Linked DNA regions of Mus musculus: region 2 is linked to region 1. Evidence: chromatin loops called from intact Hi-C (ENCODE). Cell type or tissue: gastrocnemius. All regions are shown on one strand. Links, peaks and the distances in the headings refer to the core of each region. The heading gives the core; the rest is flanking DNA.

Region 1 (16,624 bases), core at 2,926-10,925:
CCTGTGAGAAGAGTTGCTGTCTTCCAGCCCTTGCAAGTCTAGTTAGTGGCACAGCTAAGGTCCAGACTAAGATCTTTTTGTAATTTTTAGCAGTGTTTTTAACACAGGTTAACTCCATACTTTTGGTGAATATAGGTGCAACAGAAGCACACAGCAGAGGACCGTGGGCAGCCGTGAGGGCTCTTTCTCCTTGGGCCCGTCCTTATATACTGCCGGGCTTCTCCAGGTGCTTGATGGAAACACAGAGCCAGTCTCTTACCTGTCTCTAAAGGACAGCCGTGTGTATGGACTGGAGCTCTGCATAGGCAATATGGACCTTCAGTGCATCCAAGAGCTAATTGTTTCTGATGTGAGTAACTGCAGATTAGTTTAGTGTTTTGGCTTGGTAGATTAAGCCCATACTCTCTTGAGGCAAAAAAAACAAAACAAAAAAAAAATTAGATGATAAATTCCAGACCACCAAAATGAAAAATGAGGAAAGGCAAATGGTCAAACAAACAAGCAAACAAACACAAGGAGGTCTCTCTGTATCAGCTAAAGCGCTGGAAGGATGTTATCTGCATCCTCTTGGTGAGTTCCCATCTCAAGGCCCTGGCTTCTGTCCTCTGTGCTTGAGACCAAGCAGTAAAGGAGCACAGGTGGTAGGCAGCCAACAAGTGTGTCACAAGTCAGGGTAGGTCAGCGACTGCCCCATCACCAAAGTCCAAATGTGATTATAAAAGGGCAGCTCTCTTGCCACATGCCTCTGACAAAAGCTGATGCTCCCTAGTGAGAGTTTAGGTCATTCAGCAGAGGCTCTGCCCTTCCAGGTGTGTCCTCTGCCTGGACCTTTGCAAACAGATACTCGTCCTACCTAGGGTCCTGCAGAGCTGTAGCTGCCATTGTCACAGTGTGACACATAAAATGCAAGGTGATACCACTATGTGATGAATGAACAGTCGTGCAGCTGGTGAAGAGGTCAACAGTGTCTCCTTCAAGTTTGTGTTTTCACAGCCCACTTCATCGTGAGGTTCTGCTAAGCTGTACCGATACCCTATTGGACTCTGGAGGCAGTTCAGATATTGAGTGGAGGTCTGGAGCCATGTTGGTTACCACTGAGCTGTGTGACGCTGAGTGGAGCCCTTTCCTTGTTTGACGCCTCACTGCTTCTGTACCCTGAGTGAAGAGCAGAACCTGTGTCATCTCACTGGTTTTTGCATCATAGGCATGCCTGGTCACCTCTAAGAGAAGTGCCTTTCTCTCCTTGGGATCTGAGCTATGCTAGATCTGAGACCCAGTATGGCGGTTTGGGGGATGTTACCTACCTTCCCGCATGATGTTCTATAAACTGTGTCAAGAAATGCTGTTTCTACTCGCCTTTCTCCCCCACTGGGAGAAACCCCAGATGACCATCAGGTTACAGGGCCTGTGTACTGTGTGCCAATGACTAAGGAAGAAAGGTGCTGGTCTCAGATACTAACCTGTCTAACCAGCAAGAGATAAGAAAACTATACCAGGCTTGTTAGTCTCAAAATTTCTATAGATCAGAAAACACTACAGGTTCAGTTTCTCTCTTCATCGAGAGATATAAAAGCAAAATGATCCTTTATATCTATTACCTAAATGTTCTTGAGGAGGAGGCCCAGTGAGGTTGCTGTGTGGAGCACCAAGTCCTCCAGAAGAGGCCTCCTTTGATCTGGCTTTTAGTTTAAGCAGAGTCCACTGTGCCAGCCCTGCAGCCATGTTTGTGAGAAACTGCCACACTCAGCCTTAGGTCAAGAAAGCTGAGCATAGTTGAGGTTGGGATGATCAAACCCAAACAGTTTCCTACAATTATATTTTTAGTGCATCTATATATTTGTTACAGAGTGTGCTACATGCTAAAAATATTTCCCTTTGTAGGCCAATGGAAATTACAAAGCACACTGAGGGAACACAGGTAAGATAGTTTTTAGTGTGCTAGGGGCACCCTGGTTGTTATCAGCCTCAACTTTACAGCATGACATCACTCATGCCTCAAAGCATCACAACTAAATTCTTGAATTTCAACAGCTTTGTTGCCATAAAACCATAAAGGAGTACAGCAAAACTCAATATACGGAGCTCAGGACCAGGACTCCGGGGAAGTAAGTGACTGGGAGTCACCAGCAACAGCGACAATCCCTTCAACCTGGCTTCCTATTTCCTGGGATGTCTGGCTGCTGCCTCTCAGACAAAAGCTTCATCTCTTTTCCTTCCCTGTGTCCTTTCCTCGAGGTGCTTTCAGGCCTGCTCTGAGCCACCAAGCACACATGTGCTTCCCCTCAAGGCTCTGTGCTTGTGCTTGTTATAAAGTTACTATGAGGTTTATTATTCTCCAGAGTTCTTGGTGCCCCCTTCTCAAAGTATGTTTTGTTGTTGAGGTGGTGGTGGTGGTCTTTTGTAGTTGTTGTCTTAGTTTGGTTTCTGTGGGGGGTTTTGGTCACTGGTTTCGTAGTTAGAGATATTTGCCTGAGTTTTGGAGTTTTACATAAATCCTTTAAGAAACTATGGCAAACACAAGAATATGTAAGTTGTTTAACTATCTGAATGTAGTTTTTAAATCTCTAGTGTGTGAGTTTTTCTTTCTCTGTCACTTTTAAAAGACTTTTAAAAAAGCATTTGTTTGTGTGCATGAATGCCATATATATATGTGTGTATATATATACATGCAAAAAGGTCAGAGTGTATATCTGATCCCCTAGAGCAGGAGTTCCAGGAGGTTGGGAGCCTCTGAGTATGGGTGCTGCAGTCCACACTTGGATCCCCTGGACAAGCAGAAAACATTCTGCCTGCAGAACTTTCTTTCTGTCCCCTCCATTGATTTTTGAGTTGGAGTGTCTCACTAACCCTAGAGTTCACTGGTTATTAGACTGGCTGCCTAGCAAGCCCCTGCAGTTTTCCTGTCTTGGCCTCCCAGTTCTGGGATCATGGCTTGGTTGTTTTATGTTTTTTTCTATTTTTTTTTTTTTTTTTTAGTTTTTAGGGTTTGTTTTCTTTTTGGGGGGGTGTTCTTGTTTTGTTCTGTCCTGTTAATGAGTTTATGAGATCCACATTCAGGTCCTCATGCTTTTAACAAAGGGTTTTACCCATCGAGCCTTCTTTTCCAGCCCTAAGAACTGTAATTGTTTTTAATGTAATTTAATTCTTTCCTCTGTCCCATTTTAAATATTAGAAAATTCAAGATGAAAGCGGCTGTTATATGGGAGAGACTCTGTTAGGAGCATCACACATGATACTGATGTATGTCTACTCAGAAGTCTGTAAGATCAACATTGTTGCACCCATTTTATAGATGAGGCAACTAATGAGTCCATCTAACTTGGAAGCCCCTGTTAATTAGTGCTTTGGGTTTGCAACATTTCCACAACTGAGACTTAATTGTGCTGATACATTCAGAGGAGTGTCAACATGCCACTGTATGGTCAGTTTCTTTGTTTGTTTTGACACAGTATTACCATGCATCCTAGGGTGGCCTTGGACTCTTGATCCTCTTGACTCCATGTTACAAATGCTGAGATTACAGGTGTGACCACCAGGTCTTGCTTTGTTTTCCTTATTCCTGTAACAAGAGATAGCCTATTGTTTTGTATGAGAAGGGGCTACTAATAGAATTATTGATTCTACTTCATAATAACAGGGACCTGCTTCCTCTTGTCTTCCACTTGTCAATGGAAGGGGCAGGTGCTTGTTTGTAGTAGCTCAGATGGGCCACATCTCTCCAGGCTCCATCCAAGGACACTGAGTTCCTGTGGTTGTCAGAACAGGCTTTTCTATTATGATGTCACAACCCAGTTATTTGTGAGACCTTTGAAAGTTTACTTTGGTTCAAACTACCAGATAGGCTTTTGTCTGCAGGAAAAAGGTGGGGGTGGAGACTGTGGAGGAATTAAAGATTACCCTTGTGCTTGCTTCATGCATCGTCTCACTTCACCCTCAATAAAGTGTGTGACTCTCACAGGCTCAGGGAGGTTGTGTGGCATGAGTGTTTGAGAAGCCGAGAGAGGGTACCTTGGTCTCAGTTCTCAGGGGCACCTTCCCCATTACACCTGGCCGTTGACCCAAGACAGTGAGGCCAGATTCACAGGATATCACAGAAAACAGTGACAGCTAGCTGGCTGCACTAGCCCGTTTTCTGATGACCTTGAACCTCAGACAGCAAGGCAAAGAAGATAAGCAAAGCTAAAACAAACCGCAGCAGTTGTATAATAGGTTAAAACTCATAACTAGGAATGCAGTCTGGACAATGTGGAGCTTGTTGACCACTTATTCACCTAGTATGTATGAGGCCTTGGATTCTGTGGGCAACTCAGAGAAGTGGGAGGGTCCTAGGAGCCTGTTAGTCTTATCGTCTGAGGTATAACGTAGAAGTATAAATTGTCTCTTGCACCTGATCTCTTAGGGGTATCCATGATGCAAAGCTTTAATGTCCTGTAGAGCTTTTGCTTGTCTGACTGCTGAGCACAAAAGCTATGCTGTGTGTCGAGTGACTGGGTTGATCCCTTCTAGAGAGAAGCTATGTTTGGTATCTAAAGAACAATGAGGGTGTGCTGCTTGGCTGATCAGTGTGGGATCAAGTTCACATTCCCCAGCACCCACACTCCCCCTCCACACACGGTGGGTGGAAGCAGAGCAAGGAAGGGCAGGTCCTTTTTACCCTGGAGAGATGTGAGCTCTGGCTTTCCTAATATGGACACAGCTGGGCCTGGGGAGCATTAAACATTGATTTAATCCATGACTGGAGGAACGTCCCAGGAAGAAGAAATGGATTAATAACCAATCAGCACAGGCCCTTCTTCTTGTTTTCCCAGGGCACCTCCTTCTACGGAGCTAACTGTTCAGTGAACAAACACCCTGGAAACTGGCTTTCTATCATAATTATTTGTATTAGAGTTAGCAACCCTTCACAGTGGTAGACTGTACTTTCCTCTGTGTGTATGAGGGAGAGATTTTTATAATGCTTGTTAATAGAGATGATTCAGGCACAGTCTTCTGTTTGTAAATTGCAACTTATTTAAGTTCCTTTTAAAGGCCTGATGACCAACAATCTCTTCTGAGTGGGAAATTTTATAAAAGAATAGATTTTCTGGGGTCATAGACTTCTTACACAGCCCTTCCTTCACAGGCACATGGGACAGTGGCACATCCACTCGTGCACACACACTTCTGCACACCTTGGCACATGGGGCAGCGGCACAGACGCATGCACACACTTCTGCACACCATACCATGCCATGCCAAATCCCACCCCATGAAATGAAGGGAAAGTATCCACATGTGCTGCTGGCTTTCCAGCTAGTAAAATACCATCAGACAATATATGTGTGTTTGTGCCTTTGGGGAGATGTTTGTCATTAATTCTCCCAACATGCATGCATGAGGGTGTGTGTGTGTGTGTGTTTTCTAATCAAGGGAACCCATTTGGCTTGAGCAGGCTACCCACAACTTAAGGAAGTCAGCCAGCATGGCTACTCTTGAATGAAGCAATCCCTTTGTACATAGCAACGGGTCTTTTCCACTGGAATAGGCCTCCTCCCTGATTCTAGGCTAGATCTGTAATCAGACCATGGGAAGTGATACCTTCTGTAGACAGTGCTCTAGGCCAGCATTAAACCAGCACCCCCCCTCCCCCTCCCCCTCCCCCCAAAGACACGTGTCAAGGTCTTTGTGCAAGACCCAGAATTGTATTAACCATGAATCTCAAAAGTATTCCTTGCTTCTTCATGGGAGGGCCATTGAAATCTTATATTGTTTAAGTCTTTTTGTAGGCTTGTTTATTCATGTCCTTAGTTTATTCCTAAATAGAAGTGATGGGAAATGCTCCCTGTGTCAGCCCAACAGTCCATCCTCTTCATCATCATGTCTCCCTTCTTTCCACCCATGGGAACTTGCTGTCATAGAACACAACACCCTCTGTGTCATTGGCCTTCAAAGTTAGATGCCTCCCAAATATCTATAATTTTTTTTTGGTAGCTGTTACATATAGGACATCATTAAAAACACCCAAATTAGTGTTTCTCAGCACTGTTAGCACATTGAAATTACTGAAAAAGAGGACATTAAGATGACTGTGAGGCATAAATCATAGAGGGCCCCAAATGGTGAGATTTGTAACACCCCTACCCCAACACTCACCTCATATCAACACATCCCCTCACACCACACCACACCACACCACACCACACCACACCACACCACACCACACCACATACCCACACTGACACATACACACATACCCGTATTTATACTCTCTCTCTCTCTCTCTCTCTCTCTCTCTCTCTCTCTTACACACATACACACACACACACACACACACACACACACACACATTGTGAGACACATACACGGTGATTCTCAAAGAGGATTTAGAGGTAGGAACTGCAGATGGAAAGCCCCTGTATGTGATTTAGTATTTCACCTATGATGACCCTTTAAGGTTATAGTGTCTATGAGTAAATGTCAAGGTGACATGAAGAATTACAGTCAGGGGCTGGGGAGATGACACACTCAATAAAATGCCTGCCATGCAAGTGTGATGACCTGAATTTGATCCACAGAACAGGTATAACAAAGACCGGGGGAGGCAAGGCAGCCAGACTGTGGCCACCTTGTCAAGCTTCAGCCCAATGAGAGACCCTGTTTCAGAAACTAAAGTGAATAGTTCTCAAGGGACAGCGCCCAGGATTGACCTATTGCCTTTATGTTGACGTGCACACATGCATGCACATCTGCACACACACATTCATACACACACACACACACACACAAACTACAGCCATACTTATGGTGAAGAATATATGATAATGTCTCTTATAGCAGATGTTATGGGGTTGGGTTACATTTTGTGGTCTGTAATTTGACCTGGGATTAATCATATCCATATAATAAACAAGATTTTTAAAGGGACATGGTCACAGTGGATGTTCCATTCAGAACTTAAGGGCCAGGCTATATGAAGTGATAAAGGCACTGAAATTACCTAAGACCCATTGTCTCCATTCTTAAGCAGTGACCCCAAGCGGCATAGGCAGAGCAGCTTAAGTGTCCAGTGCTGTGTAAACTGCTTCTGTTGATAGTGAGCTGTTCTGGTTTTCTACCAGTTGCAAGGTTCTTGAGATCTCTGATAGCTGGCACTTCAGAACACCTTTCCTCTGGCCTTGATATCATTAAACTGGTCAACATTTTCTCCTCGCCTCTTCTCTTCTCTTCTCTTCTCTTCTCTTCTCTTCTCTTCTCTTCTCTTCTCTTCTCTTCTCTTCTCTTCTCTCCTCTTCTCTCCTCTCCTCTCCTCTCCTCTCCTCTCCTCTCCTCTCCTCTCCTCTCCTCTCCTCTCCTCTTCTCTTCTCTTCTCTCTCTTTCCTTCCTTCCTTCCTTCTTTTCCTCCTCCTCCTCCTCCTCTTCCTCCTTCTTGAATGGATGAGTGCTCAGCTGCATGTACACCTGCATGCCAGAAGAGGGCATCAGATCCCTTTGTAGATGGTCATAAACAGCCATGTGGGTGCTGGGAATTGAACTCAGAACCTCTGGAAGAGCAGCCAGTGCTCTTAAGCACTGACTTGTCTCTAGCCCCATGGTCAACATTCTTAAGACACCTCTGTGGTACATATGTGGTATTATCTTTACTGTTGTTGTTTCCTAATATTTTCTTTGAACTTCATAATGAACATAACCATATGGCTTTAGCATTCATATGTAACTTCCAAGTATTGTATTAATGGAGAGAAATGCTGGAAACATGACATTTTCCAGCTCACCAAGGAGAAATGCAAATTAAAGTGGAAAGAAAGTAAAACCCAATACTTTTATTTATTCAGACCTCTCCTGCTCAAAATGGAGTTAAGGCAGCTTCCAAAACAGAATGGCAGAACTTGGCAGGAAGATGGGCAAGGAGCTTAGGTAATATCCAGCAAACTGTCCCTGAGGTTCCTGTTCTGGCTAAGGAGGACCCCAAAACTCCATGCCATGAGAAGGATGACAAGAAACAAGGTGCCTTTGTCTGACCATTCCTGACATTGGTACCAGAGAGAAGTAAAACTGAGGGAAGAAATAGCCAGGTCCCAGTCAGCACAGCAGTGGATTTACAGGGCTTTTTCTCTTGATGCCCCCCCCCCATAGGGGTGGATATCATCTCAGCAGATCTACATGGTAAGAGGTCATGCCTAGAGCACAGGAAGATGGAGTCCTTTACAGGGCCAGCTTTATAGAGGTCTGACTGGACCTAAGCATGAACTCAGCCACATCCCCCACCCCTCCCCAGGAGAAGTTTCATCATCCATAGTCTGGGAAATGGGCATGAGCCTGTGGTAGGTGTGATTGTTTTGTTTTTGTGTTGTTTTTTGTTAGCACAGCACCATTAGTTAGCCTCCCTCAGCTCCTTATTGAGGATCATGAGCTTACAGCAAAGAGCACAGTCCAGTAGAGGAGCCCTTGGCTAGGGTCCATGTGCCCAGGCTCAGCCCTTAGTGCTAAAGTACAGGGGAAGGGGACAGCAGCATCTTACACACTGTCCACTAGCCTGGGCTCGCAGAGCATTCTGGGTAGCATTGATGAGGTCAGGGCAGCACTTACAAACAGGAAAACAATCTGGGCAGGGAGCTAAGCCTGCGGTGGCCTACCCGGTGTGATCCATACTTCTGTCCTGAAAATTGGGCTGCAGGATTATATCCACCTGACAGGGCTGAAATCTCCCTCAGAAAGAAACTAAGGCCTCCGTCATAGCACCGATGAAGAAGACAAAAAGAGTATGCTTTCTTCTAAACTCAGAGAAAACAACACCTAAGGTGTGTTACATTCAGTCAAAATTTAAAGCTGTAACACTCGGTCAGGGTCAGTTTTAATTCTGACTTGTTCCTGTTGCTTCATCTATAGGTAACTATATCTGCAGACCCTGCAGACACCCTCTGTCCTGACGTTTTGTTTTGTTTTATTCTGTTGCTCAGACTGTCCTAGAACTCACAATCCTGCAACAGTCTCTCCAGTGCTGATGCTATAAGCCTGGCATAGGTTAGTAACAGAGCCCTTAGATCCTTTGGGAGCCAAAGTCCTTGGCTTCTCTCTACAGATGGTTCTCCCTTGCCTTTGCCCAGGGGAGCATAATTTGCTGTCTGCTGGAATAATTAAAGGGCTCCCTATGTTTGCCCTACAGGGCTTCCTGTGGACTCTCCTCATTCCTCTGTGTTATGCTTCGTTCACCAAATAGAAGCAGGAAGAGAGCACCCACCCAATCAGTACGAGATTGGCATCAAGACCCTTTTCCCGTGAGAGAATAACTTCCTCTTCCACTAAAAAAAAAAAAAAAAAAAAAGATTGAAAGAGAAAACCAAAAAATACTTTCTCTGTGAAAATAATCTCCAGTTTCTGTATTTAGCAGGGCTTTTGTTTAAAAGCAATGGCATTTCCTTAGGCTCTGAATTTTTCTTTGACTGTTATGAACTGCTTTGACAAAAAGTTTCTTAGAAAAACTTCCTTTCCAAACATGCCTGTCAACTAGCTGAGGCATTTAAAAAGATATAATCCAAACATAAAACAGTCCATTTTTAAAGGATATCTTGAAAGTACGTTTGTCACTCTGGAGTATGCTAGACTATCTGTCCCTGACTGCAAATTTTCAATGTGTTTAAAGGTTTCTCCATAGTCTACTGACATTTGCATTAACTCATAAGCAAGAAGGGATTTAAGTAGACACCAGAGAAATTTATTCAGGTTGTGTTGAACAATAAGAACATTAATTTTTCTAGTGTTATATCCTTCATTCTGGGTTAAATTCAGCCCTCAGCACCAAGATGTAATTTGAATTAGTGGTATATAGGGACCTTTTATTTTCTTTTTCTTTTTTTTTTTTTAAGATTTATTTATTATTATATGTAAGTACACTGTAGCTGTCTTCAGACACACCAGAAGAGGGAGTCAGATCTTGTTACGGGTGGTTGTGAACCACCATGTGGTTGCTGGGATTTGAACTCTGGACCTTCGGAAGAGCAGTCGGGTGCTCTTACCCGCTGAGCCATCTCACCAGCCCGGGACCTTTTATTTTCAATTTTTGTTTTTTAAGTCATTTTAGAAATGTGTCCCTCTTTTTTTTCTTCAAATGTAAAAGTCTGTGTTTTTTTACAAATGGTGATATTCCAGCAGTTAGAGAAAGTGGAGTTAATTAGAGACATAATCATTATAAGATTAAACCACCCTTAAACTGGATACTGTGTGTTCCTCTGTCCCTGTCTACTTGTATTTAACTTAAATAAAATTTTATTACATTTATTTATTTATTACTGTATGAGTGTGTGCCAGACAAGTGCCATGGAAGGAGTGTATCGTTGCTTCTCTCCTTCCACCATGTAGACCCTGGGATTGAACCAAGGTCGTCAGCTTAGGAGCAGGAGCTTTGATCCACTGAACTCTCACTCTAGCTCCCTTCACTGTTAAGACATCGAATATCTGTTGTGTGTTAGGCCCTGTTTTAATGTCTAGACAAAAATCAAGAAAAACAAACAAACAGGATAGAGCCATTCCAGGAGCTTAAAGTATCATCAGGGAGATAGATATTTAATCAGTTAATAATAAAAATAAATAACAAGGTGGCAAGATGGCTTCGCAGGTTGAAGGTGATTGCTGCAAAGCTGACAGCCTAAACTTTATCTCATATCCCACGAGGTAGGAGAGGCCTGACTTGCACATTATCCTCTGTCTCTACACACATGACATGGCATGTACACACACACACACACACACACTTCGCCCCACCTACATACCCACATGGTAGATTAAAAATTAATAGCCATAAAAATCGTGCCGTACTGAGTAAGCCTAATATAAGATGAGGGCTTGATTTCAGTTTAACACTGGCTCTTCAGACATACGAAATGCAAAGTGTAAGTGCGTTTTATAAAATATGCAATGGAAATGATGAGTGTGTGTGGGAGGGGTGTGAGATACGCGCTTTCAAGATCTGAAACTTAACCCTGCTCTAATAATGAGGCCTCAGTGACAGAGTTGCAAAAGGTGATACAGGCAGGGTGCTACTAGAATACTGGGGACTATTGGACTTTGAGCTGGATAGGGAGGAGAAACCTTTCAGACATGATACTTCAGGTAGAAGCCAGAGGCAGGCCATGCGTTTCCAGTAAAGCAAAGGGATGGGATTGTAATTTCCTTTGGAAAGACTCTCATGGCTTCTCTATAGAAAGGACTATGGGGCAAGGGGACACATTAGGGGACCACTCAGTCTAAGTCAGTGCTCCTGCGCACTCCGGGGCTGGGCAGGGCTAAAAGGGGCTGTTGGTGAGGACCAGAGCTCTAGATTTTGGTTCCTAAGATATTACCAGTGGCTCTGTGGGGGTTATGGATTTGAGCACAGTTTCACATACACATGTGATTTGAGATTACAACGAAATGAAAATTGTAGGACCAAGGGGGAGTGGGAGGGGGGAAGCCTTTAAATGCTTTAAATGCTATCCAGCCATAACAAGTTCTTATAAATGTCTGTGTACAGCTTAATTTGCAATAGTTACCTTTCTTACTAATAATAAACTCTTTGCGTTGAACTCCTTATGTTAGTGTTCCTAAGGGTAGTAAACACCCAAGGGGAAAAATTAATGATCAAAGGCAGTGTCTGCCAGGATGGATGTATATTGATTCTGGAATTGTGAGTAGCAGCAGGAAGCTTGAATACTTCAAAGTTATCTTTCTGTTTAAAATTAAGTAGATTTCTGCATGTTGTTGATAATTTTTACCGATTTATGTGTGTGTGCTTCCCCGCTTTCCAAAGCATTACATATTTCTATGCATTCCCCTTAAAGCAGGGTAAAGTTGGATGTGATGGTTGTACCTGTATGTAAGACCGCTTAATATACGTAAGATACTTAGCAAATGAACATGCATTTTTGTACCTGGATAGTGAGGTACAGAACTGACTGCATCCACTTACATTCTAGAGTTTTGTTGTTTTTGTTTGGTTTACATTTCTGGAAATACAAACACTGCTAAGATTCCCCTACACAAGCAGGCCTGTTGTCTATTTTAGGACATAGCCATCTTTAGTGGCCACACGAGGGTCTGGCTGTGCTTGGGAATGGAGGGTACAATAAAGTTTTCCATTCTGATGTCTCATTAAGCAGCTCCTCTTTGTGTAAAGTACTCCATGGCGAAGTTGCTTCTATTTAAAGTCCGGAGTTTGATCTTGCCTTTGATCCAAACCTTTTGATCTTGAAAGAAGGATGGAGTAGCAATAAAGAGGGCCCGACAGACTTTTTTTTTTTTTTAAAAGAAATGTGATAAAGTTAAAGGGCAGCAGAGTCAGCCAGCCCAGGCAGCACAGCAGCCTCTCCTCAGGCCTGGCTGGCACAGACGGACAGAGGTACATGGGGCGAGTCCATCCTTAACTGTGGAACAGGAGGACCCCCCTTCCATGTGCTTGGTGACACGTGAACACTGGACTCCCTAGGTCACCTGCCACCTTGGTGGTGCTGGCAGAAAACTTACTTTCCCTCGGAATCCCGAGCTCAGGGTCCCTCCATTCCGTAACCCGAGCCTCTGACTAGACCCGGGGGAGTGTTGTGCTCGTGGGTGGATGGATGAATGCATGGATGGATGGGTGGGTGGGTGGGTGGATCTATGGGGCGAGGCGCGTAGGGGCACAGGTCAAGGCAGAGGGTGCTTTCTGAGAACAATAACAGCCAGGACCTGGGAGCCTACACCTTTAAGGCAGGCCCCGCCCCGCCCGCGCCCGCCGGCCCGCCAGCCCGCCTGCTCGCCCGCCCGCCCCCGCCGAGGTGTCGCGCTTGTGGCGCTGGGCTCGGTGAACTTGACTTGTTCTCCCCACAGGCGCTGCAGGAGGAGCGCAAGGCCGAGGACTGCTCGCCGAGTAGGCTCGCACGGCAAGTAGGCTCCGAGGTAAGTACCAGCGGGCAGAGGTGGCAGCAGCACCGGCTGCTCAGGTGAGGCGGACCCCCGTACCTCGGCCTGCTTGAAATGCTGTTGGGTTTTGACTTCAGGTGGCGAAATGGATTCGAGTCAACCGCAGACCCCGAAAACGCAAACGAGGGAAGCGAGAAGTCGCCTTTGAAAAGGTAGGAGGCCCTGGAGGGTGCTGCTGGGAGGAGCTCCTGTGTGCTGCTGAGCCCAAGATTCAGTCTCCGCTAGAACAGCGTTTGGGGAGTTTGTGCTTTCCAGCAAGAAAGCTTTACTTGTGTGGGAAACAGATAAACAGCGGTGTCCGCCTTGACCGGGATGGGGGGCTGTCACGTGTTCCGTACACTGCAGGGGTGCCTCGAGAAACGAAAGCTTCCAGGCAGACATCCACAGGCAGGCATCAGCACATGGGCCCACACAGCCAAACCCCTATCAGGAATCCTGTGGGAACTGGAGACCGGCAGTGTGAGAAGTGGGCAACTTCAGACATGCCAGGACCAATTTTCCTTTTTGCTCAGCATTTTTCCTCCTGAATTTGGAATTTTAATAGTTACTTTGTAGACCTTGCTCGCTGCTTCCTGTTGTGAATGCGTGGGGTTGAAACTTGTGATAATTTGAAATCAGGTGAGTAGCCTGTTAGCCCTTTTTCTTACTTACTGGAAAGGGGGCAAATGTTAATGACATGTTTTGGTTTTGTCAATTTTGCTTAAATATACTTTTGCAGTTGGGCGGGCAGGAAGACAGTTATTGCACTAAGGGACTAAAATAGCGGTGTGTTGTTCTGCTGCTGGGATAGATGATGAATCACTGGGCTCTGAAGCCAAATCCTCGCTGATAACTATGCTACCAGCTCCTGTGTTGCCTTAGTATGGGCATTGAGCGTCTGAGAACATGCACAGAGCTCACGGTAATGGTGATGTGAAGTTTCAGTATGCACTTGAGGGCACTCAGGGCCACTCAGAAGAGACCAGGCAAAAGAACTAGCTAGGCATATTGCTGGAGACATGCAAGGGGCTCAAATTATGTGAGAGTGCTCTCCCTCCCAGCCTTGTATAGAGCAAGCTGTGTGTGTGTCAACTAAGTTAACAGTGATAAGAAACCAACTCTTAAACTTACGGCTTTGGAGCCATACCTTAGATGCTATGGCAGGTTGTGATTGTTGTTCTCTCACAATTTAGGTGGCTTTAAAAGGTTTGTGACTAATGAATGAGATCATAAAATAGCTAAAGAATGAAAACATGGTATGCCTAGCACTTGAACAAATGTTTGTAGGTATAATTATTAAGCAAGAAATAAGATCATCCACACATGGAAATAGGAGGCATTATCGAGTACTTGGTAATTCCACTACCAAAATCTGAAGCAGTAACTGTCTCTAAGAATTGGGGAGGCAAAAACAATGGAGGCCTCCATCTTCCAGTACAGTGGAAGCTCTCCCCCAACCATCCCTTCATTGTGCCCAGATAGGCCCACTGGAAAAACCACCTCTGACTTTGTTCCTAGACAATGTGGGTAGTGGTTTTAAAGAACTTGAAGCTGAATTGGATGGCCTTCCCTTCTAGGAGTGCAAGGACATCTGGTGTGCCCAGAGATATGTGTTTGTGTGGTATCCCCACCTCTTTTCCCCCCCGGCTAGCCCAACAGGCACTTTCCCTGTCACACCTGGGAGAAGAGTCTGACAAGGAAGGCAGGCACTGTGCAGGACCAGGTGAGCAGTCAGATCTGTGACCCAAGGGCATTAGAGTGCAACCTGAAAGGCACAGGACCTAGGGGATTACTGAGGTGAGCGTTCATGCCAAGTCTGGTGCTAGGACTTGATCCTGTTGCTGGGGGGCCTTGAAGTAGGTCGCTCACTGTTGATTCTGATAAGTTGCCTGGCTTGTACCTTAATACCCAGCACTCAAGAGGCAAAGGCATGAGTTTAAGGCTAGTCTAGTCTGCATAGTTTCAGGACAGCCAGGGCTGTGTAAAGAGATCTGTCTCAAAATAAAATAAAAAGGAAAACAAAATTTGAGATGTCTGCTGGGCCACAAGCAAGTTAACACATGTACTTTCTGTGCCCCACTGTGCATGTGTCTGCGTTCACTGGTCTAGCAAGACTGAAATAAGAGTGTTCATGTCAGGCATGCATGTTCTAGACCTAGCTGTTGTCTGCCCCTTTGTCTTCTTTGTCCTTGCCCTCTCCCCTGATGACCAGATGTCCTCTCTCCATGTCCTCCATTCCTCAAATGTCCCCCACTTGAGGCTCTCAGAAGTCAACCCAGATCAGACCAAACTGGACTGGGCTAGGTGGATCTGGCCGAATGGTCTGTGGACTAGATCCGAGTGACTTCAGCTAAGTGGCCGGTACTAACTATGCTAGGACTGCAACGTTTTCCTTCCATGGGTGGAGGCGGCTCTTACTGCCTGGTAAAAACAGAACTGTTGGGATAACTTGAGAAAGGAAAACAGCCACGGCAGGCAGCAGGCCAGGATCCGAGCTGTGTGGAAAGAATGCCATTTTATGGGAAACATTTTGTTTTACCCTTAAAGAAATCATCTCAGGCACTAAATGATGGGCATAGTCTGATGGAGCTTGAAATATTAGCTGAGAGTTTGAGCCAGAAAAGCAGTGCAGTGAAGTCTGAGCTGTGAAGAAGCAAATGGAACAAGCTGAGTGACTTTGCCACCTCACCCTGTGAGTGACTGGAGTGCTTTCCTAACTGCCCTGGCCTCATGTCCTGTCTCTCTCTGGCCATTCCTGTTATCAGGAAGCCATCTTTAAGGACTTTATGTACCCATCTGAAGGACCATCATTCTTCATTCTCCCTTTTACATCTCCACAGGATGTCCCTTGACATCCCTTTCCATGTTGTCCTAGCTTCCTATCTCTGCCACGGCTGTAACCAGATTACCTCAAGCCCGTGTCCTCTCTCCTGCTCCTGAATTGTTTCCCACCCACTCTGATGTTCTTCCTTTCTCTGTTATTTCAAATGCTTGTTATTTAGTCTGAGTAAATTTGGCTACAAAAAAACGAGAATGTGCATAGCACACAGACTACAGTCCTGGGCTAGCTCTGTGGGGCTGGCTAGAGCTGTGATTCCAACAGTGAAAAGAGTGTGTGTGTATGTGTGTGTGTGTATGTGTGTATGTGTGTATGTGTGTGCGCGCGCGCACGCGTGTTAACTGTAATAGCTTTTGCTACATGATCTATTATTGACTTTGGAAGAACACATTAACTTTTAAACATAAATTGTGTATCACTATTATACAGTAAGAATTAATATTTTAAGGTATGTACATGAAAATAGAGTTTAGATAACTTCATTATTCTAAGAACTAAAATATATAACACAATAGCACCTTATGCAATGGTATATTTTAAAGACAATGCACTTGGAGTTTAAAGAAAACTCTCTATTGTAAGATTCAAAAGACTCCGACTTCTTGATTACTGCACATTTAATAACTTAGAGAAAACCCCCTTTGCCATTTCCATTTTAGCCTTTGTGTGCATGCTGAGATCAGAAGTATTCATAGGCTGGCTTTCCAGCCACTGGGGTGACTCACAAGCCATCCTCTGTGTCTGGTGTATCTGAAGCAAAGGTCCAGAGGGTGGTGAACCAGCCTTTGTGAGTCATAGTGTCACCGAGAGCCGACACTGTTGACTTCTGTCACAATTTGGAGCTTACAATTTTCTTAAACTCATAGTGATGTGTCCAGGTTAAATATAAAGACTGAA
Region 2 (16,624 bases), core at 2,788-10,787, 46 kb before region 1:
TCTCAAAATCTCAGCTCTCTGCTTGTAGACATAAACAAACTGATCTTAAAATTCATGTGGAGCTGGACGTGGTGGCATACGCCTTTAATCCCAGCACTCGGGAGGCAGAGGCAGGAAGATTTCTGAGTTCGAGGCCAGCCTGGTCTACATAGTGAGTTCTAGGACAGCCAGGGCTACACAGAGAAACCCTGTCTCGAAAAAACCAACCAACCAACCAAACAAACAAACAAAAAGACCGTGAGTCATTCAGGGTCACTGGATGTGACACTAGATTCCTGAGTCAAAAAAAAAAAAAAAACAAAAAAAAACAAAAAAACAAAACAAAACAAAAAAAACCAAATTCATGTGGAAATGCAAAGCACCCTTGTAGAACCAGAACAACCTTGAAAAGGGACAATAAAGTTGGAGAATTTATGCTTCTCAGTTTCAAAACTATCCACAAACTGCAGTGATCAAGACTGTGGTGCTGTCAAGAGGATAGACATGTAGAGTAAGGGATTCTTGGGTGATGGTTGATTGACACTAAACAAGCATGCTCAGAGCATTGTTTGGAGAATGCTCATGGGAGGATTTTTTGTTGTTGTTGCAGAAAGCAAGCATGCAGAGCACCTATAGGGTCAAAGACATCCATATTGGTTGCACTGAGAATTCTTGTCTTGGAGTTAGTAATGCTTTAATAGGCTAAGATACAGGGAGCTGGGCTGCCCAGGCCCCATACGGTGGCCATGTGTGTCTATTTCCTAGTGTCTGGACTGGAGTTTTGGCATATACCTTTAGGACCAATGAAATAGCTGATGACACATAGCTTCCAGGCAGCTGTGCAAAGAAAGATAAAAATGCAAAATGAGAATAGGGACCAGCACTGCCTAAGCATGCTGGCCTCTGGCCGAGACCTGTCCATTTTCAAAGTCCCAGCCTTGCTGCCTGAAGACTTTCCTCCCTCTATGCTCATCAATAAGTTGCTAACACTGAAACAACTTAAGTGTCCTCTTAGAGGCTTAGATAAAGAGAATATGGTAGATCCATGAAATAAACCATTAACTTACAATAAGAATGAGGGTTGTCACCTGCTTGAGCATGTCATGTGAACCTTTAATACAGTGTAACTTAGGAAAGGAACCAGACACAGAAGCCTACATGCTTATGAGTTCACTTCTCTGAATCATCTAAGCAAATCTGTAGAGACACACAGACTAATGATATCAAAGGTTGCCGTACTGAAAAGGGATTGTCCATGCTTATGGTGTTTCTGCAGTGTTAAAGAATGTTCTGAAGTTAGGTACTCATGATAGTTACACTGCCTTATGAATACAGTAGAAGTTATTGGATATGCCTTTTGTTTTAAGGTTGGTTTGCTTGTTTACATGCCCACCTACTTATTTATTGTGTGGTGGGGTGCTTGTGCATAGGTAAAGACCAGAAGAAGCCACAGTTTGTCTTCTGACACTCTCCACATGTTCCTTTGTGACAGAATCTTCTCCCTACACCTTGTGTTTCTGGTTTTCTCAGCCATGCCCCAGAAATCCACCTGCCTCAGCTCCCCTCAGAGCTGGGGGTTATAGGTGTGTGAAGAGGCCAAGCTTGTGTGGTTGCTGGGACCCAAGGTCCAGGCCTCACGATGCACATGTGCCCTTCACTGCTGCCACGTTTCGAGTTTCCGGTCTCTGGTTTTTGAGACAGAAGTTCTATGTGTTGTCCAGGTGGCCTAGAACTCATTCTTTAGCGCAGGGTGACCTCAGACGTGCAGTAATCCTTTCTTCTTTCCTCCTCCTCCTCCTCCTCCTCCTCCTCCTCCTCCTCCTCCTCCTCCTCCTCCTCCTCCTCCTCCTTCTCCTTCTCCCTCTCCCTCTCCTTCTCCTTCTCCACCTTCTCCTTCTCCTTCTTCGATATTTTCTTAATTTACATTTCAAATATTTTCCCTTTCTAGGTCTCCCCTTTGGAAACCCCCTTCCCCCTCCCCCTGCCTCTTGTATCAGTTTCTCTTGTGATGGAATTTCAGGTATGAGCTACCATGGCCAGCATAAATGACTCATTTTTAAAAATATTTTTTATGAGTTATTTTCCTCATTTACATTTCCAATGCTATCCCAAAAGTCCCCCATACCTCCCCACCCCACTCCCCTACCCACCCACTCCCACTTTTTGGCCCTGGCGTTCCCCTGTACTGGGGCATATAAAGTTTGTATGTCCAATGGGCCTCTCTTTCCACTGATGGCCGACTAGGCCATCTTTTGGTACATATGCAGCTAGAGTCAAGAGCTCCAGGGTACTGGTTAGTTCATAATGTTGTTCCACCTATAGGGTTGCAGACCCCTTTAGCTCCTTGGGTACTTTCTCTAGCTCCTCCATTGGAGGCCCTGTGACCCATCCAATAGCTGACTGTGAGCATCCACTTATGTGTTTGCTAGGCCCCGGCATAGTCTCACAAGAGACAGCTATATCAGGGTCCTTTCAGCAAAATCTTGCTAGTGTATGCAATGGTGTCAGCGTTTGGAGGCTGATTATGGGATGGATCCCTGGATATGGCATTCTCTAGATGGTCCATCCTTTTGTCTCAGCTCTAAACTTTGTCTCTGTAACTCCTTCCATGGGTGTTTTGTTCACAATTCTAAGAAGGGGCAAAGTGACCACACTTTGGTCTTCGTTCTTCTTGAGTTTCATGTGTTTTGCAAATTGTAACTTATATCTTGGGTATTCTAAGTTTCTGGACTAATATCCACTTATCAGTGAGTACATATCATTTGAGTTCTTTTGTGATTGGGTTACCTCACTCAGGATGATGCCCTCCAGGTCCATCCATTTGCCTAGGAATTTCATAAATTCATTCTTTTTAATAGCTGAGTAGTACTCCATTGTGTAAATGTACCACATTTTTTGTATCCATTCTTCTGTTGAGGGGCATCTGGGTTCTTTCCAGCTTCTGGCTATTATAAATAAGGCTGCTATGAACATAGTGGAGCATGTGTCTTTCTTACTAGTTGGAACATCTTCTGGATATATGTCCAGGAGAGGTATTGCGGCATCCTCCGGTAGTACTATGTCCAATTTTCTGAGGAACCACCAGACTGATTTCCAGAGTGGTTGTACAAGCTTGCAATCCCACCAACAATGGAGGAGTGTTTCATTTTTTTTAATGGTAAATTTTACCAGTCTAAAATCTTTAAAAGATTGATGGAATCAGGGAACATTCTCTCCATGCATAACAACTCTGAATACCAGTTGAGTTACCCAGCGACTGTCTGAGGGAGAGATAGAAAGTGAAATTAGGGCAGGGGGCACTGGGCAACTTTGGGCCTGGATGAGACCCAGAAGCCATTTCTAGTGTAGGGTGCTCAAAATATCTGCAGAGGTCATTGGTATGAGAGCTGTCACTCAGGTATAAAAAGGTGCAGTGTGTCTTCCTCATTTCCCTCTGAAGGTGATCCTGGCTATTTTTACATTATCAATGCTCAAAGGCCCTTTTGAGAAGCTATGTGTGTATGTTCTGCTACTAGCACTGAGCATTTGACAATCACTGGGTGTTTTGGTAATTCTGGTTTTTGCTCTTCCTGGCAGTACTATGGCAAGGATCTTAACACTTGATGTTTATGGACAGCACGAGATATAAAAGATCACAGTAGGGCACGGTTGCCAACAAGACTGAGAACTCTAGCTAAACTCCCAGCCACTCATCCCATGTGTCCAGCCGAAAAGCAAGTGTGCCTCACACTCGCGCCTGTAACCCCTCTTGCTGAGGATGCCCTTTACACTCCGCTGCCCCCACACTGGCTAACAGAACAACAAAGGCCCTCTGCTCTTCCTTGAGTCAGGCTGGGGCCTTCCTTCCCCTTCCCTCAAGCAGAGCCCTGTGTGCTGCTGGAGTTCAAGCCCTGTTTCTACCCACTTCTCTTCTCACAGAATGAAGCTGGGTGGAGCTTGCTCCATTTGCCTTTCTCCATGCTGGACAAACATGGTCTTCCATTTTTATATTTTCTAGCTCTTCTGATTTTTTAATTTAAAATTTTTGTTTTGTTATTATTGTTTTGGGGAAAGGAGGGGGAGACAGACAGACAGACATCCTACTCAGACCATCAGGCCATCATATTTACCTGTCTCTTGTTTTTGATCCGTTTCAGGCTTTGTTTCTTAGAGGGAGTTTCAGATTTGTTGCCATTCTGAATCATGTGGCATTTTGGGTTTGTGATGATTGCTGCTTGCTGCTTGTTAATTTATTAATTTCTTTGTTTGAGTCAGGTTCTCTCAGTATAGTCCTTACTGGCCTGGAATTCACTCTGTGGTCCAGGCTGGCCTCTTACCCACAGATATCTGCCTGCCTCTGCCTCCCCAGTGCTGGGAGTAAAGATGTGAGACGCCTGACAGTTGGTCCTTTATAAAGTTTCACTCCTTTGCTTTCTACCCAGCTCATCAAAATGTGTTCACTCCTTTGAGTTTGCACCTTTCTGCCAGCTGTTCTTTCTTGCCTGGTTTAGCAGGTGACCTCTCCTTCATGTGTTGCTCATGATCCTCTGAACACACCTCCTTCTGCCCCAAGTCATCTTAGCAATTGCCCTTGTCAGCAGCACTAGGGTGATAGATACTCCACTGGCTGCATCTAATGCAGGCAAATGGTCCTGCTAGGAAACTCCTCCAAGTAAACTCGCTAGACTCGCAGTTAAATCTATTTGATAAGCTTAGAGTCTCCCACACAATATTAGTTCAAGTGTCCACAGCGTTTGCCCTGTTCACTTTATTGACGCTGCAAGTGCTAGCTGGCAGCAAGTCTTTGTTCCTTTTGGCCATTTTATACACAAAGGTGTTGCAAAAACCAAATAGTCCATCCTCACCTCTGAGTTCCGTGCATTCTTCCCAGAGTGCTGTGAGCTGTGGGTGAAGGGTGGGTGCAACTTCCTGCAGCTCTAAGCAGCACTGGGATTTCACTGCTCCTTTTTGTGAGATGATGATAATGAGGTATCAGAGAACAGCTTAAAGACAAAGGCTGCAAAGACTTAAGGCTTCATTTGTATGCAGTGGGGTGTGTGTGTGTGTGTGAGTATAGTGTGCACTGTGTTGGTATGTTAGCAAGCGTGAAAGCACTTGTCTACATGCATCCTCTGGAGTGTCTTCTCTGACCTCTCTGTACCTTATGCGCTGAGGCAGGATCTCCTCGTTCTGGCTGATCTATCCAGCATTCTCCCCATCTCCACTTTCCACCTGGCACTTCTGTTGGTACTAGGGTTCATCCATGCTTGTACTGAGCTGTCTTAGCAGCCACCATCTCTTGATTTTGCTGATGAGGGAACTCTGCTTCATGGGGCTGCACATGGCACACCCACCCAGTGTTCACAGCCAAGTGTTTAGCCAGCATGCACTTTGCCTGTTAGTCTTCAAGGTGCCTATGGATTTCAGATGGAACTTAGAGGCAGTTTCTACTTAAGAGTTTCACTTCCTCAGAGTTAGGGTGTAAATGAAGCTCTGCTCCTTGTTGGGGTGGCTACCTTTGACAAGTAGCATATAGTGGCAGTTGGCAGCTGGCATCCACAAGCACAAGAGGGATGCTGGCAGATAATCTGTGTGAGCTGGGCAGGTCAGACAGAACCAAACACCTAAGTGACTAAGCACCTCACAGAGGCCGTTCTCTTAATTTTACCCCTGATCATAGCTGAGAAGGACCAGCCCTTTCTTAAGGCTCCCCTTTCCAAATGGAATCCCTATGCGTCAGATACAACCATCACTCAGAAAGTATTCAGATAGCTTCTGTGAGTGTGCAGGAGAGGCAGGGTAGAGTCGAGGAAGGTCGTGTTCACCTCGGTTGTTGTATTTGGTGCCAGGTACAACAGAAACCAAGAGCATATGAGCCCAGACGACCTTGGTAACTTGATCACCCACATTCCATGCATGTCAGGAGAGGGGTAAACTGGAGCCTGCTAGCTGCAGCATGACTAACACTTTGCTTTTACACCGTGGTTTTAGTTATATGAACTTCATCATAGGCTGTGCAGTGAGGAAAGAAAGCTTCTAAGAAGGAAAGAGAGTCTCTGACTCACTCCTGAGGATTTTGCGGAGCTATGTAAGGGCCTTCCTCTCGAGGAAGCCCTGGAGTATATGATCTTTTCTACCCACCCCTGTTCTTCAGCTCCTAATAGGCATCCTCACAACTCCTTCCTCATCAGGTTCTTGTAAGGGAGGCGGGGTGCTGAAGAGGACTCATAGTTCACAGCACAGAGGCCCTGGTCTTCCCCAGGCCACGTTGCTGTTAGTGCTACCCCAGCTTTCCATCCGCCATGTGTGCACCTGGGTATGGATAATGGACTGTAAAGGAAAGTTGACCTCAACACATGGTGTATATGTTTCTTACACAGGAAGCAGGCAGAAGGCAGGCAGTCTGGGCTAACGTGGGGCTCAGTTTATGCCAGAGAGAAGGTTTACCGTGGGTTTATCCCCTCTGCTCTCTGGGTACACTGACTCACTACCTTATGGTTGCAGAGTGGCTGCTACAGCGTCCTCTGTCATCTAGAGGTTGAGGGTGAGTGGACAGAAGAAGTATAGTAGTAAGCAGTTGTCTGCAGTGAGAGAAGCAAAAGTTTCTCCAAGCCCAACCTCCACTTCCTCTACTGCCCCCCCCCCTTGTATTTGTTTCCAGTCCTTTGTGGCACAAAAGTTGTAAACTCCATTTTGCTACCCATGTGTCCACTGATCTGAGGGAAAAGTGGATACTGTTTTATTTGCATGTTTTCTTAACTTTTAAAAAGTTTCCTTTTTGGGATTTCATTTATCTGATTGGGTTCTCTTGAGAGAAAAATCTCACTTTGTAGCTCTGCCTAGCTGCATATTGTCTCTTCCTGCTCCAACCTCTAAGATACTGGGACTTTAGCCATTCATTAGAATGCTCAGCTTTTCCTTAACATTTTAAGTTAAAATAAAACATGTGCAGTAAAATGCACACATCGTTGCTAGATTGCTCCAGGGAGTCATACTACTCATTCACCCTCTGCAAGGAGTCTGCTCTTCCCATCTGTAGCTAGAGGCCAGTGTTGCTGGGTTCTGGGATTCCAGAAGTAGAAGTGGGAAGGTTCATCTATATGTGCACCTGGTGGGTGTGAGAGCTTCCTCTGTGTGACTGTGAGAGGCAGGCTAGACTTGGTTCCTGCCTTTTCTGTATCGTGTCTCTGCATAGAGCTGGCACCATGACATGTGGCGGTATCCCAGAGACAGAAGCTCGTGGTCTCTGCTGATGGAGTGTCTTTCCTCCTGAAAGCCTCCTCCTGAGTCTTGCAGAGCTTGCCTGTGCCCTGCTCGCTTTAGCCCTATGTCCACTTTAACAGGAATCTCTGAGAGCTTGTATCCCTGCTAGGGATCCTGTCAACGTAAAGGACTGTTTTAAATAATTATTCATTTGGAGAGGAGGGAAGAATAAATTGTAAGAGGAGTGTTTTATGGAAGGTCATTTCTAGGCAAAAGGAAAAACAGCCATTAAAGGTGTCATTGGGAACCGGAGCTGGAAGCCAGCCAGTGAACAGAGATTTGCATCACTGTCTCCTCCCCTTTAGTAGTCTCAGTTCTGAGCACAGAAGCATGAGAACCTTGTAGTGAGTGCCTCACCCTGGGGCTGGGAAGCTGGACCTTGAGAAGGTGTTCTTCTCTAGTAAGACTACAGGTGGTAGGATTTCCCTGGCAAAATTATTGTGGGTTTCCTCATTCAAATAGTCACCTGGGCTTGAGAAGGGCTTGAGAGCAGAGACCTGAGTTAATGTGTATCAGTGGACTCGTGAAGTCAAAAGGGGTGGTGATTCAAGAGGGTGCTCATGTAAGTTCAGGATGCAGGAGAGAAATGGAAACTCTGGAGTCAGTTCCCATAGCTACGCATTCTGACTGCCTTTGCTTCAGACACCTGCTAGTTTAGAGCCTCGTGTCAGCTAGAACTATGCTCCGGGATATTCCACTAAAAATTACTAAGGGGTTCTTTACATAAAGCAATTAGAATATCTTACTACATTGAAGAAGTTGTTATTTTATTCATGGCCCTTGTTGAAGGGTTTGCACAGGACCTGGAGATGAAAGTAGAATTACTTCCACCATACTAGTTAATAAACTGAAGGTTCAAGAGCTTCTGCAACCTTGTAGTGAGTAGTAGATAAGAAAGAGAAACGCTTAGTGGGGTGTGGTGATGCATCCTTTGAGCAGGCTTCGGGGGGGGGGGGGGGGGAGGCACAGGCTGCCCTGCGTTCCGGGCCAGCCAGGGCCAACACAGTGAGAGCTCTCTCAGCAATTCCAGAAGACAAAGAACAGTTGATAATAAACCATCCCGCTCAGATGCCAAAGCCCTACCTTTCTATATTGTCCCTCTGACAATTCTCCCCTTACCTGGCATTAACACACATCTTCCAAAGGATCTATGGCATTTTAGGAAAGCTAAGGACATGGTGGAAAGTACCCTGCTGAATAATGAGGCAGTGGTTTAAATTATGTGTTACCACAAACCCACAGCAAAGCATCACACCCAGGATGCAGACACATTTATGAAACGAGTGTGTGATCACTATTTTCCTCCCTGTCCCCAAAACAAGAGCTTCTTGGACCTTTCCTATGCTTGTTTTTGTGCATCTCAGGTGGGTTCAGCATGCAAATATATCCTAAAGGAGACTTAAGTGTAGATCATGAGATGTGACTCTTTACAATTAACACACACACACACACGCACACGCACACACACACGCACACACACGCATGCACACCCACTCATAATTTTCCCAAGTGAACAACATGTACCACTGTGTCTCCCAGTCCAGTTTCCTTACCAAGAAGGTGTTCACAGAGATAAATAATTCATATTGGAGTTTAAGATTCCTGGAGGGCCTGGCAGGCTTTCATCTTGGATAAGGTACCATAAAATATTGCCAATAGCCAATGTTGGGTTGCCAGACTGAGTATAAATCCTTCTTGCTGAGTGTGTGAGTTTGTACTGTAAACTGTTTCCAATTATACCTGGAACTGTTGAGCTGAAGGAAGGCACAGCTGCACAAGTCTGAAACTAAGAGATGAGAGGTAATAGCCCAGTGAGTATGAATGCACTGCACTTAGACACGTGGCACTGTGTTATTCCAGACCCAACAAAGAAGAGACTGGCCATGTGAGTGCTTCAGGTGCATCTGTTGTCAAGCATGGACTCAATCCAGAGAAGGGCTTCATGCAGGTTCATTACTTAAAGGTAAGTGTGTCTGATGGCTACAGCGTTAGTTATAGGACAGCACTCCTGGGGCCATACAGCTGAACACCATGAGTAACATGGCTGAGGCGAAGAAAAGGGCCCCTGCCTCTGCAACAGCATCTCAGAGGGCCTAGGCCGAGTACTCACAGGTTAATTAATGCCAAAAGCCTCGAAACAAGGCCAAGCCAGTTTCCTGCTGCAAATGAGTAGAAACTAGAACAGCAGGCACCTCTGGACCAGGTGTGAACTGGACCTGGTCTGAAGGCTCTGAGCCTCTCTTCCCTTGCAGGGTTCAAGCAGAGGTGGTTATGACATTAAAAAAGTTGTTGTTGGCCCTGAAGTCTGCCCTGGTCAGAATATAAAAGGTGTCTGGGTCAGAGAAGGCCCAACATTCTGGATGCACTAGTGCCTTCCAGTAGACTCTGTAAGCAATTGTGATGACTCCTGATGCCATCTTGTTGTCTGTCTGTCTTTCTTCCCCCAGGGCTACTTCCTTCTTCGGTTCCTAACCAGAACACTTGGAGAGAAAATTTATTTTCCGTTTTTAAGAAAATTTGTGCATCTGTTTCATGGGCAGCTGATTCTTTCCCAGGTAATTCATGGGATCCTGGTGAATTCACAGAGTGACTACAGGGGCCGCAGCATTTGGGGATTAGATTATGTCAGTGCTAGACGGTAAAGAATTTACTGTTACATTTACTGCAAGAAGAGGGGCCTAGTGATACGGACTCGAAGGATATGAGTTTGGGGAGTGTGAGCTCCTGGTAGTATAGAAACCAGCTGTAACTCCAAGCTGTTCACCACCAAACACAGTTGCATTCTGAGTGACCTTATAAAACCAGAAAGCCCTGCTGGAGTCATCTGGGCAAGCCTGTCTCCTTCTGAGGCTGCAACCTCAGAGTCACCTTGGCCAGCAGCTCAGAGACTTGCTGTGAAAGCATGAAAACGAGATCTCAATTCCCAGCACCCACACAGCAATCCTGGGTCCCACAAACACCTAGAACACAACACTGAGGGGGCACAGAGGCAGGGGAATCACTGAAGTCCAACAGAGGAAGATAAGACCCAGGTACCTCCAGGGAGCAAGGATGGTAGTGTTGAAAGAAGATACCAAACATTATGGGCTGCACACATGCAGGCATGCTCACTTATACACATGTGCATTTAATTCTCTCTCTCTCTCTCTCTCTCATACATACACACACACACACACACACACACACACACACACACACACACCAAAATAAATAATGCCCCCAACAGCAACAAAGTCCTTGACTCAAGTGGTTTTGCCATTTCATTCTGTTGAATATCATTCTTTCATTGTGTGTGTGTGTGCATGTATATTTGTGCATTTGCATGTGTGTTTGTGCATGTGTGTGTGCACATTTGGGTCAGAGAACAGCATGTTCTCTCCTTTTTCCATGTGGATCTCAAGATTAAACTTTGGTCATCAGACTTAGCATCAAGTGCTACTACCTACTACTGAGCCAGTTCAGGGGCCCACATCCCTCTTATAAATTTATTTTTTGCTCACATTTTATGATGAAATATATATAAAATAAACCTTACCACAACAAAGTCCAGCTTGGTCTGGTGTCTTAGGGTTTTACTCCTGTGAACAGACACCATGACCAAGGCAACTCTTATAAAGACAACATTTAATTGGGGCTGGCTTACAGGTTCTGAGGTTCAGTTCATTATCCTCAAGGCAGGAACATAGCAGCATCCAGGCAGGCATGGTGTAGGCAGAACTGGGAGTTCTATTGTTCTGAAGGCAAACAGAAGAAGACTAGCTTCTAGAGAGCTAGGATGAGGGTCTTAAAGCCCAAGCCCACAGTGACACACTTCCTCCAAAAAGGCCACACCTACTCCAACAAGACCATGCCTCCTAATAGTGCCACTTCCTGGGCCAAGCAGATTCAAACCACCAGATGGGGTGAAGCCCCACTCCCTGCCACAAGCATATATCCGTGGAATCTTCCATCTTTCTACACTGGTTTGTGATGTGGATGCTTGAGAGCTGAACCCAGGTCCCTGCGCTTACCTACCATGTGCTTTGCCAACCGAGACGGCTTTCCAGCAGTGGTAGAGCTGAGTCTTCGGTCACATTTTCTGAAACCCCAACACTGTTCTTCATGGTCACATGACTACATTCTCACCGATTCCCCCTTGTCAACTTTTGTTGCTTTCTGCTTTTCCTTGTTGTTATTTTATTTTACTTTGTTTACTTTTTTGACACAGGTTTTTCTATATAGCTCAAGCTTACCTTGACTGTCTCTAATACTCCTACCTCCTAAGAGCTGAGATTACATGTGTGTACCACCACACTGGGCTTGTGGGTGCTTCCAAGATTTCATTTACCCAAGTTTAGTGAAAAGGGAAACTAAAGTGAGTTTGTAGTAACATGAGACAGAACTTCTGCTAGACAATTCTGTCAAGAAGCATCGCTACAAATGAGGTTCACTGATTCCAAGGGTGATTTCCCATCATGCTTGAGCCTGGGGAAGAGGAGGTGCATGGTCATGATTCCAAGGGTGATTTCCCATCATGCTTGAGCCTGGGGAAGAGGAGGTGCATGGTCATGATTCCTTGAGTTTCAATCTAGCCAGGATGCAAAGCAAGTTCCAGGCTAACCAAGGACAGGATGAGCCCTGTCTCAAAAGCCAAAAACACAAGTGATGTTTTGTTTTGTTTTATTTTGTTTTTAAAAGGCAGAATAGGCAGCTCTATGCTTCTGCTATGTCCCCAATTCTCTCATTTTCAGTTGTTACTGTTACATTGTTAAGGTTTGCTTTGCCAGCAAAAAGGATTTTAGTACTCACCACCACTTAACCATGTGTCTAGATTCAGGAATATTTTATTTTGATTCAGCTCTTTGTTGGCTCAATTTCATTATCAAATTGATGTTCACGTTGCAGTTTCCCAGGCTGTGTGGCTTCAGAGTTCTTACTGTTTAGGAATGCATGCCTCTCATCTGTGTCACAAAATAGCTAGGTTTAAATATTCCTGGGCCATGTACTCACTCCTTTGAACTTGCTAGACATCACTGGGGCTGTGTTCCTTTTCACTGCCTCTTCAGTCTCAGCATGGAGAGCCCCGCCCTGACCTTTATTTATTCTGACGTGTGCTGGAATGTCATCTCTGGGTCCAACTCACTTTAGGCTTGTTCCACAACCCCTCTCTGGTCTGACAGGTAGGTATTATGGATGGGGAGGGGTGCACAGCTGCAGCAATCACACAGAGTTTCTTTGGAAGAGTTTGACTCCCTACTCCTGAAATGTGGGAGCTGCCCCTCATGACCAGTGTCTCTCCTTTGTTCCTCAGATGAGGACGGCACCTGGGTACCTCTGCAGGTGCTCACAACCAGTTGTCCTCAGTGGCTCAATTCTCACATTTGTTTATCTCTCCAGCAAACACTCCAGGCCCTCCTGGCTAGGAAAAAAAAAAAAGGAATGATAAATCCCATCTCTTTGCAAGTATCTAGATATTTGAGAATTTGTGGGATCTGGGCAATTTACTAGTTTATCGACTTCTAAGCTGGGGAGGTGTCGCTTGCCAGCTAGAAACTGACAGAATCACTTGTCCTTTCCCTGGTTCACCTCTTTGAAGTTTACACCAAGGGCTATCCCTCTGTCCTTATTTAGTGACTATTGGGCATTTTTTGCTTTTTTATATATACTATTAAATTAATGTATATGAATTGTGTAGGCTGTTCTCATTTACCCTGCTACCTAGTTATTCTTGGCTCACCTGCTTTGTCCCTTCCCCGTATGAACTCCTGCTGTGCAGGATTCAGTATTGTTAGTCTGCCAGCCCCTCTTGCTGTCCTGTTTCCAAGATCACAGTGACCTTCCCCTGTAGGCTCACGTCTTAGTTCCACTGGGTCTTGTCCAATTATAATGTCTAACTTCTTCCTCAAAACTCAGAAGGGAGCAGAGGAGACGGTGAGGGAAGGCATATTTCTGTTTCAGCAGGCAATGAGTTGGGAAGGATTACTCTTACAAGTCCACCCAGGGCAATGGCAGCCTACAAGAGGGAGCAGGAAAGCTAGTGCGGTGTGATCAGATTTGGGTCTCTAAAAAGGAGTAAGAGGACCCAACTGGGTCAGTTCTGGTCATAGATGTTTTAGAGACTTCAGATGAGAAACAAGTGTCTCAAATGGGGTGGATCACAGGACAGAGTGTAGAAAGTACATTGCAATTCTCAGGGGACATCTTGGAGATTCCCCACATGTTTTTTTTCTGTGTGATTTTAGGCACTGGTTGCAGCCTCTAGTCTACCCTTGGAGGCAGGAATCCACAGGCGCTCCAAAATGGCAGCCAACTAGGGGGCAAGACACTGTTGAGAGAGAGAGAGAGAGAGAGAGAGAGAGAGAGAGAGAGAGAGAGAGAGAGAATGAGAATGTTTTCACAGGGGCCTTCATCACCACCCTGTATTTACCTAGAATTCCAGATTCTTGTGCATATAATCCTATCAAAAGGGGAGGGGCCGTGAAGCCAGTTGTAACTTGAAAATGTGAAAGGGTAGAATTAAGGTTAACTCTGAATTTCCTGCTTCTCGAGCAATTATATTCTTCCCCCTTACTATTAAGTTACTGTCATCTTCCTTCCACATAATTGGACATAAGTTACTAGGAAAATAGGAGATAAGTTTGTAGGTACTATACAGACATAATGGGGTGAAATTAGTAAGAAGTTATAATTAGAGTTATAATTATATAATTATAGTTCTTAGATTTTTAAGACTTAATCTTGTCAATGAGTTAGTGATCCACTAATATAGTGATTTACAAAGAGATCTATTACATCATGATAAATAACTAATGAACATTTTGCAAAATGTTATTTAAAATAATAGATAAATACTCACTCAACTACTGACCTATTGCCTTAGTCCCGGTAATTTTTAAAATAATAAAAGTAATGGCTTTACGACCCTCAAGGCCAGGCTCAGTGGGTGTAAAGTGCTTGATGTGTGAGCATGAGGACCCAGGTTTGTCCCCAGAACCCATGTATAAAAGCAGGTGTGATGGCATGCCTTGTAATTCCAGCATTCAGGGGCTGGAGGCAGATTCTGTGACATTGCTGACCAGCCAGCCTAGCCTAAGGCCAAGTGAGAGATCCACTCTCAACAAAGTGGCTGCTCCCGAGGAATGACACCCAAGGCTAACTCCTGGTCTCCACGTGCACACATGCACACATGCATAACCCTTACCCCACAAAAGAACCTCAGGGGAAAGTAATTCATCACATTCTAAATACTAGTACTCTTTTTCCTCGGCAGGTTTTTCTTTCCTTTCCTTTCCTTTCCTTTCCTTTCCTTTCCTTTCCTTTCCTTTCCTTTCCTTTCCTTTCCTTTCCTTTCCTCTCCTTTTCTTTTCTTTTCTTTTCTTTTGTTTTTTGTTTGTTTGTTGTTTGTTTTTCAAGACAGGGTTTCTCTGTATAGCCTTGGCTGTCCTGGAACTCACTTTGTAGACCAGGCTGGCCTCGAACTCAGAAATCCGCCTGCCTCTGCCTTCCAAGTGCTGGGATTAAAGGCGTGTGCCACCACGCCCAGCTCAGCAGGTTTTTCTATATGTCCATTGTGGGTTGTAAGTCTTTCTGCTTGGATGGGAGGATATCCTGGAACTCAGAGGCCCAGGAACCATACAGCTCTGACAGGGAAAGTATCCCAGTGGAAGGGCATCCTGAGACATGGGAGCCCAGGAACCACACAGCTCTGAGAGGAAGGCTCCTAAGCAGAGGTGCTGTGGCTCCCGGGGGATGGGATCCCAGCTGAGCTCCTCAGAGCTCAGGAACCTCAGCCCTGTTCCTTCTCTTCACTTTTCTCCTCTTCGCTGCTGCTGCTGCTGCTGCTGCTGCTGCTGCTGCTGCTGCTGCTGCTGCTGCTTCTTCTTCTTCTTCTTCTTCTTCTTCTTCTTCTTCTTCTTCTTCTTCTTCTTCTTCTTCTTCTTCTTCTTCTTCTTCTTCTTCTTCTTTTTTCTCTTGGCGTCTTCTGAAAAGAGTCACCAGGCAGGAAATCTCATGAAAGAGATTTATTGGAGGGTCCAGGGTGTGGAGGAACAAGTCCAGACATGGCTTCCCTCTGCTCCCAGGAACAGACAACAGGGAATTGGACAAAGGGCAGGGCTTGTGTAGAACCTCTGAGGAGGCAGAGCTTTTCAGAGATTTCCAGATTGAAGATTGGTGGGATTTCAAGTCCTGGATTTGGTAATCTCAGGGGTTGGTGGGATTCCCATCCAGGGGTTTGGTGGCTGGTCTTTTTCACCCCCTTTTCCGTACACCGGGCACAGGGGTTAGGGTGGGAAGTCCTTCCTGGCTGCAGCCGACTTTTGCTGAGGTTCCATCTTTGTAGGGTGGGGGTGAGGGTGGGGCTGGAAGTACTGCTAGTGCAGACAGCTCCTGTGGGCCAGTTCTTCCAGTGGTGTTGGACTAAGGCAGTTGGCTGAGGCAGAAAAGCTGTTGACACTGTGGAAAGCTCTTGGGAGGGATGCAGTCTGAGGAGATGTAGTGGTGTCACCATTTTGACAGGAGCCACCATTTTGGACAGCTCCTATGGGACAATTTGTTATAGTGGCCTAGCCTGGGGAGGGGAGGAGGGATGCAGTGTGGTGATGGAAAGAGAGCACCTTGCAGTGCACACTGCTGTGCTGGCCACTGTCCCTGTGCACTCACGTCGGCTCTATTGCTAAGGCCTGGATGCTCCTCCTGTCCCCCTCCCTTGCTCTGATAGCGTGTGGTCACTTGGACTTTCACCTGAAAGACTACCTTTTAATTTTTTAAAATGTATTTATTTTTGTGAATTTTCTACATAAGTACTATACTTTTAAAACAAACAAACAAACAAATGGATTTACATGGCTGACCTCAAGCTCTAACTGATCATCCTGCCTCGGCCTCCTGAGTACTAGGATTACAGACATGTGCCAATGTGCCTGTCTTCAAAGTTTGCTTTCTCTTCATTAAATCTTTGAAGGCAGCCAAGTGTTGTGGCTCACATCTATATGCAGTCCCAGCCATTAGGAGGCTGAATCTGAAGAGCCAGCATGGGTTACATAGTGAGACATTATTCCAAAAACAAAAGTGACTATATAAGCTTAGAAAAACCAGAAAAAAATATTTATTACTGCATTAAAAGAAAACATGTAATATTGACATAGCAAAAGATTCTATGCTTTAAAAAAAAAAGCAAAAAGTAAAAACAAGCCGAAGACCCTCCATATATAGATCCTATTTGTTGTTTAATGTCCGTAAATAGCAACTGTGTGATACTTTGTGCTTGCCTTCTTACCCCTTTGTGTCATCCTACCCACCTGATGAGAAGCTGGCCGTGGGGTTTACATTTAGTAAATAAAAGGGCAGAACAAGAAAAACCTTAGTTAAGCCTTACCTTCAAATGAACAATTATTTTAGCATATTTATCCTCCCAGTTTAGCTG

Evidence for each region. Hi-C counts contacts between places; a loop is a spot of excess contacts. Peaks named below come from ENCODE experiments on the same cell type or tissue, not always from the same donor. Only the 100,000 strongest peaks of a DNase experiment are listed, where the experiment ranks them.
Region 2: it touches region 1 in a loop (2.2-fold over the local background); 7 of 42 quality-filtered maps call a loop at or near these places.

What each region holds. Positions count from the first base shown.
Region 1 is chr13:63,227,271-63,243,894 of GRCm38, forward strand. It overlaps Aopep (aminopeptidase O), which reads left to right. Exons shown (of 16, transcript NM_001289926.1): 12 at 12,817-12,885; 13 at 12,987-13,061. Among named protein-coding and RNA genes, the nearest start is that of Gm16907, 62 kb to the right of the region's middle. In gastrocnemius, for the core only: a CTCF peak has its summit at 7,467 (motif pointing right); no DNase peak of the experiment used is centred there; H3K27ac peaks cover 3,030 bases.
Region 2 is chr13:63,181,398-63,198,021 of GRCm38, forward strand. Aopep (aminopeptidase O) reads left to right here. Exons shown (of 16, transcript NM_001289926.1): 8 at 9,082-9,184; 9 at 9,669-9,776. Among named protein-coding and RNA genes, the nearest start is that of Gm30409, 57 kb to the left of the region's middle. In gastrocnemius, for the core only: no CTCF peak of the experiment used is centred there; DNase peaks (open chromatin) are centred at 7,158 and 7,511; H3K27ac peaks cover 895 bases.